Regions from separate parts of the Homo sapiens genome. Here region 1 is linked to region 2. A link is a contact called in ENCODE Hi-C data. All regions are on one chromosome and are shown on one strand. The core of a region is the stretch at or near the end of the contact, and the rest is flanking DNA. Distances in the headings are between cores, read along the strand shown. Region 1 has its middle 40 kb from the start of PGK1. Region 2 holds the start of CYSLTR1 (cysteinyl leukotriene receptor 1).

Evidence for each region. A loop is a pair of places that touch in the nucleus more often than their neighbours do. Pooled maps may share reads with other maps.
Region 1: a loop to region 2 is called in a map with no recorded cell type, with 5 times the contacts of the local background. The contact joins the enhancer-like site here to the promoter of CYSLTR1 in region 2. A Hi-C loop is called at or near these places in 4 of 37 single-sample maps with no recorded cell type and 5 of 50 pooled maps.

Annotation. Positions count from the first base shown.
Region 1 is chrX:78,062,934-78,066,524 of GRCh38, reverse strand. No RefSeq gene overlaps it. Among named protein-coding and RNA genes, the nearest start is that of PGK1, 40 kb to the left of the region's middle. RefSeq lists an enhancer at 1,236-1,525. Within about 2 kb of position 1,449, at least 5 of the 41 ENCODE cell types and tissues checked have a DNase peak (open chromatin) inside an H3K27ac peak, as active enhancers do.
Region 2 is chrX:78,325,553-78,329,462 of GRCh38, reverse strand. CYSLTR1 (cysteinyl leukotriene receptor 1) reads left to right here and starts at 1,852. Exons shown (of 3, transcript NM_006639.4): 1 at 1,852-2,158. RefSeq lists an enhancer at 1,631-1,680.

The DNA.
Region 1 (3,591 bases), core at 200-2,699, 260 kb after region 2:
ATCCTAAAACTCCAACCTATAATCCCAACAAGGAGATGAAAGGCCCATGACAAAAACTTCCCATAATCCCAAGTAACTTGCCCCTAAGGAGAGAATGTGCTTGTGGTTCTCAATCCTGCCTGAACATCAGAGTTATCTAGGGATACTGGGCCCCATCCCAGAATTTCTATTTTAAAACAAACAACTTGGGTATGCAGCCCAGGTTGAGAACTAAAGCTCTTAACCCAGTAGTTCTCAAACAATAGCATGAATCAGAATCATGCTGGAAGGCTTGTTGAACTGTGAATTGCTGGGCTCCACCGTAGAAGCTGTAGATTCACTTGTCTGGAGAGCAGCCCAAGAACTTGAATTTTCATCAATTTCCCAGGTGATGTTGATGTTACTGGTTCCAGAGACCACACTCTGTAAACAACTGGCATAACCTATCAGAGTTTGGCCTTGATATCTTTTTTCTTTTCTTTTCTTTTCTTTTCTTTTCTTTCTTTTCTTTTCTGTTTTAGACAGAGTCTCACTCTGTCGCCCAGGTTGGAGTGCCACGGCATGATCTTGGTTCACTGAAACCTCCATTTCCCAGGTTCAAGCAAGTCTCATGCCTCAGCTAGTAGCTGGGATTACAGGCATGCGCCACCATGCCCAGCTAATTTTTGTATTAGGTTATTGCAAAAGTAATTGTGGCTTTTGCCATTAAAAGTAATATTTTTAGTAGAGACGAGTTTTCACTATGTTGGCCAGGCTGGTCTCGAACTCCTGGCCTCAAGTGATCTGCCTGCCTTGGCCTCCCAGAGTGCTAGGATTGCAGGCATGAGCCACCGTGCCTGGCCCGGCCTTGATTTCTAACAATTCCCATGGCTTCCTCCTCAGTTTGCCCCTGCACCAAATCATTGCTGAGGATATTAGAACTAACCCCAACCCTCAGTTATCAAGTCAGTCTCTACCTTGTGTATCACTACAGAAAATAATCAGCTCACAACCCTCCCAAGGTCACCACAGCTTAAGCAGAGGGAAACACAAACACACACATCCCTCAAGCTAAATTTTCCCCTCAACACTGAAACCTTCACAACTGGCTTCTGAAGAGAAGGGCTGACCCATCAGGGAATAGCAGTCTTTGACCTCACTCTTTCACTGGAGCCTACATAATACAGAGTGCACAGATTTGTCAGCAGTCAAATCAAACACTTTTCCAGCAGGAGATAAACTTAACTCTGAGATCAGAAACCTCATCTTGTCACACTTACGAGGTTTATCATACCTCATGAGAACTTCTGAGTTTCTTTCCAAGGCTGATGACCCCATTGCTTTTGCCAGCATCCTTCAAAGGCATTGTGAACTTGTAGACAGGGGCAGAGAATAAGGGTCTGTGGAAAGCTCAAAATGTGTAATGGAGTCATAGTGAGAGTTTAAAAAAAAAACATGACTCATATGGAACTCATGACTCACTCTCATGAGGAGTGTGACATTCCTTCAAATAACGCCTTATACCATCTGTGAAAAGGGACTTTAAGAGTCTCAGTCAAAAGCTCATTATAGGCCAGGCACAGAGGCTCATGCCTGTAATCCCAGCACTTTAGGAGGCAGAGGTGGGTGGATCACCTGAGGTCAGGAGTTTGAGACCAGCCTGGCCAACATGGCAAAACCCCATTTCTACTAAAAATACAAAAAATTAGCTGGGCATGGTGGTGGGTGCCTGTAATCCCAGCTACTTGGGAGTCTGAGGCAAGAGAATCGCTTGAACCCGGGAGGCGGAGGTTGCAGTGAGCCGAAATTGCACCATTGCACTACAGCCTGGGCAACAGAGCAAGACTCTGTCTCAAAAAAAAAGCTTGCTATAAAGTGTAAATAGCTTATTTTTTAAAAAATATTCTAGGCTTTCTCTGTGGAAGTGGAAGGAATGGATACTTCCATTTCCACCCTTGGCAGTTTTTTGACAGTGCTACTATTTAGCATTAGCGTGGGAATGGAAGAAATGAGAAAGGAGGTGACCCAGGGTCCATACTCTAGTCTAAGGGATCTAATGGAACTTGATGCCCAGAAAAAGCACTTCAGAATTGCTTAGCATTGACAATTTTCAGTCTTGTCACACGATTTTCCATGACGTTTTACAGAAGAGAAAAGGAGGCCCAGAGAAGTAGTGAGACTGGAGGACAGGAGAGTTCCCTGACTCCCTCAAGGGACTTGCAAGGGTGTGGGTGGGGGGACTCATTTTGCTCAAATTGACCTCAAACCCCTTGAGGGAGGGGGAGCACGCAGGTGAGTGGGTGCAGGAGCCAGGTCAAGTGCCTTTAGATGCTGGCAGGAACAAATCCTGTACCAGCTTGCAACAGTGTCTAGCAGTTGCCCATGACCTCTGGAGCCCCAGAAGATGTGCGTTATAAATAATGCCCTTTTAGCAGTTGCCATCTGTGGACAAATGGCTTCCCTGAAGCCTGGCCTTCTTCCTGCTCCATCCCCCTTTCAGCTCCCCTTCTGCTGAGGGCCACTTCCACTGCTTAATAAAGTCTTCACATTCAACACTCTTCAAGTCCATGTGACCTGATTCTTCCTGGACACTTGACAAGAACCCAGTTACCAAGAGGGTATGTATGACTGAAATTCAAATCCAAGCCTCCTGACCTCAAATCCAGTGCTCTTACCACCTCAGCAGAGGTGGTGCAAAACAGAACTTGATGCCTGTTCCCCAAAGGCTACTGCATAGACTGTGGGTAATTTGAGCCCAGAGTTCTGTGTAGAATTCTACCTGCTCCTTTTAACTGCCTGCTCCTGGCATATCTGAGGTGTGGTGAAACCCAATCAAGAATGACTGCAGTGGTCAAAATGGAAATTAACCCTAAACTTGTATATGCTGTCTTAGAGAGTTTATTAGACTGAGCTTGGAATTACATTTTTAAAGCATTATAATAACTTGTATAGCAGATTTTGCACAGTAGTTACGGCAACACCCATCTTGGGATGTATGTGGGGACCTCAAACTCTTAAGAAATGCTTAAGCTGCTGGGTATGGGCAGAAAGGTATAAGTATCAGGGATCAGAGGCTTATTGGGCAATATTAAAATAAATGCTTGTCTGCCTCTATGTAATGCCAGTGTCTATGGTGGAATTTCTGAAGTGAGTTACTTTGAAGAAAAAATTATTTTTTCTTGATCCCTCAGTCTCTAGCAATGCTATCTATTTCTTGGTACCATTCTGAGAAACCAAGGACTTCTTCCCATAATGCCCTGTATATTGCTGGGATGCAATCAAGAGTCAAGGAAAACAACATACCTGTTAGAAGCTCTTGGTACATGTGATGGTTAATACTGAGTGTCAACTTGATTGGATTGAAGGAGGCAAAGTATTGATCCTGGGTGTGTCTGCGAGGGTGTTGCCAAAGGAAATTAACATTTGAATCAGTGGGCTGTGGAAGGCAGACCCACCCTTAATCTGGTGGACACAATCTAATCAGCTGCGAGTGAATATAAAGCAGGCAGAGAAATGTGAAAAGGCAAGACTGGTCTAGTGTCCCAGCCTACATCTTTCTCCTGTGTTGGATGCTTCCTGCCTTCAAACATTGGACTCCAAGTTCTTCAGTTTTGAGACTCAGACTGGCTCTCC
Region 2 (3,910 bases), core at 603-3,102:
GTTCCCTCAGTATTTATTGATCATTATTTTTACTATCTTGGCAAGGGGAGTGTAGCAGAGCAACAGGTGGGGAGAAGGTCAGCAGGAAAACGTGAGCAAAGGATCTGTATCATGCATAAATTCAAGGAAAGGTACTGTGCCTGGATGTGCATGTAGGCCAGATTTATGTTTCACTTTATACAAACACCTCAGTGTAGCAAAGAGTAACAGAGCAGTATTTCTGCCAGCATATCTCGCCTCTAGCCACAGGGCGGTTTTATCCTATCTCAGAATAGAAAGAATGGGAATGGTTGGCTTTACAGGAGACATTCCATTCCCAGGGAGGAGCAGGAGACAGAAGCCTTCCTCTTATCTCAACTGCAAAGAGACCTCCCTCTTTCACTACTCCTCCTCAGCAGAGACCCTTTACGGGTGTTGTGCTGGGGTATGGTATCAAAGCAGAAACAATTTTTCCTGGTACAGATCAAAATGGAATTTCTTGTGTCTTCCTTTTCTACATAGACACAGTAACAATCTGATCTCTCTTATCCCCACAAAGGATCTAGCTCCTTTCTCTTTTCTTCATTTCCTGAGTATGAATTGCCCTTCCACTGTAGCTCAAAATGGCTGTAACATTTCAGACTGGAGGAAAAGTGATAATTCACTCTGTGTCTCACTTATAAATTTTCCTGTAGATATTTGGGGATCCAAACTCAGTTGAAGAAATACTAGTTTGAATGTCAGTTTAGTTACTAAAACTCCCTAGGAGAGGATTAGAAAGTCTAGTCTTGAATCCAAATGTTAACATCCCTTCAAATGTGGTTGGATAGCCTTTTCCTCCAACTATCACCATCACCACCACAATCCAGAACTCTGTGAAAAGAGATAAAGATTCAAGGGCCTTAAAGCGATTGTCCCAGGTTGGTTGTGAGGTAATTCTTGTACCTAAAGATACAAAATTTGAGTAAATGACTTTGTTCCTACAGCAGGTAGCAAGCCAGAAGGCTACTGCTGGGCTCATATTTTACAAGTACCTAAAACTAGTTGTTAGTTATGGGGCATGTTTACAAAGTGTTAACATCAACATATTTATGCCCATCTCCATATAGAATCTTCTTAATATAACTCAAGATAATTGATGTAACAAATTCACATCATGATCTTACCAATTTGGTTTTTAACATCAAAGTGCTGCCCCAGGCTTCAATCAGCACATACCAGACTGCTATGTCCCTTTTCTCCAGAAGCCATATTGAGCACCCCACAGCTCTAACACCTCAGAGCCTAGCCAAAGGCCAAGAACACTTGCCTGATCCCCCAAATTTCCAACACAGGACCATTGACAGCAAGCCCAGTCATTCCAGATCATCTTCAGTGGGACAAAAAAAGAAAACAACAGTTTTAATCCAATGGAGGCAATTTATTGTTATGAAGATTTCAGGAAACAAAGCTCAAAAAGGAACCAGAAAGGAAAAGGCTTTTTAGAATGTGGATAGAGCCACAAGTGTCATTAAGGAGAGAGAGAGAGAAACGGAGAGATGAAATTTATGTTACTTAAGATCAAGTTTCACATAATGCCAGTTATATTAGCATATACTGGCAGGATTATCTTTCCCCACCTACAAATAGTCTAATGACCTCACAGTCACAGAAATCACAGAGAACTAAGCTGAAGAGAGAACACTCGTCCCTGCTTCCCATCTTAGAGCAGCTGAATAATTTCCTGAGAATTCTATTCCTGAAGCTAGGAAGAAAAGTTTATTTATACATACACGCAACCTGCAAGTCTCCAGTTTCTATTCTTCCTTCCTCTTTGACCCTTCCCCTCCCCCACTTTGCACCAGAGAAGTCAGACTCCGGGAGTGCTTTAACAGTTTGAAGGCTAATCTGAAAGAGGAAGAAGAATCTGTATATCTGTATATATTGGCTAGCAAATGTGCCCTGCTCTCTCCCCTCTTAAAAATAGCAGCAACCCATCTTTGCAAAGAAGCTTGCCTATAGAGCAGGCACTCTGTGAATGGACTGTGCTTTTACGACCCTACAGGGTATCAAGATACTGTGCAGCTCGCCAACAAGGATTAATTGCAAGGACTGGTAGATCGAATTTACTGAAGACTTGGAGCTTGCTTCTGAGAACAAACGCAAAAGGACAGTAAACTGTGGACCTTGAAGTTAGCAGGTAAGGAGACTCAGTATTCAGTACTAAGACCAGAACAGTATGTAGTAAAATGTTGCTGATGGTAAATTTTAGCAAATTCCCAGGAGTTTGGGGATAAGTTATCTGCCTTGCCTGCTTTAAGTTTGGGTGCTAGTATGAATTCTTTCTGCTTTATTTCTTAGCCAGAAATCTGATAATATGATCAGTCTGTCAACAAATATTGCTCAGTGCTTCTGCTAGGGCTCAACGTGGCAAAATACAGAGGAGACACACTCCGCAAACCTCCTGTGCCTTTGTAATTTAAGCCAGAAATGTAAGATACATTTTCAAATCCCCATTTTGAGGGTTCAGTGGAGTTTCTCTAATGTAGTGACATTTTCCTTCAATATGGAAAATAAATATGTAGTAATTACTGAAGGTAAACCAGTGGAGAGTAAAATTTTCACAAGGTAGTTTCACATTTGTTATCCCACCTGAACCTTTCAACATCCTATAATTTAGACAAGGTAGGTGTTACTGTCCATGTTTATGAATGAGAAAATTGACTCAGAGAGGCTAAAAAATTTTCTTGAAACACACCGTACAACTAGAAAATGGCCAGTTCTGGCCAGAGACTGTAAAAATAAAGCTCTCTCAACTATAAATGAATAGAAGAAAATTGCATGATCTATTTAGTAACTCAGACACATCTGGTGTAGACTAAGTTTACACAGAGCCAAAGATTCATACATTTTAATAAAATCTTTAGCCAGGAACATTTTTCTACTTAGCGACAAAAAAGGCTGTTTTCAAGAGGAAACAAATGGGTTTGTAAGTTCCACCTACTGAATTCAGTGGTTCTGCTTTCCAGTATTCTGATTATTTTGAAACCTAGAGAGAAACTATGATACCATATGTCTAACAAATGATTATTTTAAAAGAAATTGTAACTAAATCTGGACTAGATTGTACACTGTTTTAAAAACAAAAATATTTATATTTTTACAATGCATTATAAAATACAAAGGACTGTATTACATTTAAAATACATTAGGAAAATTTGTTACAAGACAATTTTAACTTTATTACAGAAGTCTTAATCATTCAGAAATGTTTTCTGTTGTTGTTTTACTATTAATGGCTCAATTAGAACTAAAAGCTATCTGTTTTTACATCATAAACAACCTCAAGTGCTATATTTACATTCATCCATGATAAAAAAATTTTCCCCAGTTCCCCTAAGTATTGACTACACCAGCCAATCAGGGTTCCTCCAAATAAAATAAGTCAGTTTGGGAGCCAGTAAGCACACAGATAATGGTAGGTTAAGAAAAGTTTGCTATTTGCTTTTAGACTTAATCTAGCATGTTAGTGTATTCCTAATCAAGAATCATCAATTCTCATTTTCTACTACCTCCCCTTAATGAAATTTTGATGCATTTAGAAACTATTTATCTGTCATAAAAGCAAGACTCTTCCACAGTATAGAAAATTATAAATTTGTATTTTCAGTATAATTGACCAATAATAAAGGATAATAAAGGGAAGGTGCTGATTCTTAAGGTACATACCCAACCTTGTGAATTCAATACTATGAATGGTAACTATCATAATCTCCCAAATAACATTGCCCTGTATGGACCTCTACTTTGGTCCATTTTGTTATTCTCATGTTCCTAACACCTAACAGTGGCTGCTCTAAACTATCTTGCTGCATGGATTTCAATGGGAGAGAAACGGGGTAACTGGGATAACTGGGAGTTCACCCTTGTTTTGACATGTAAACAACTGGGT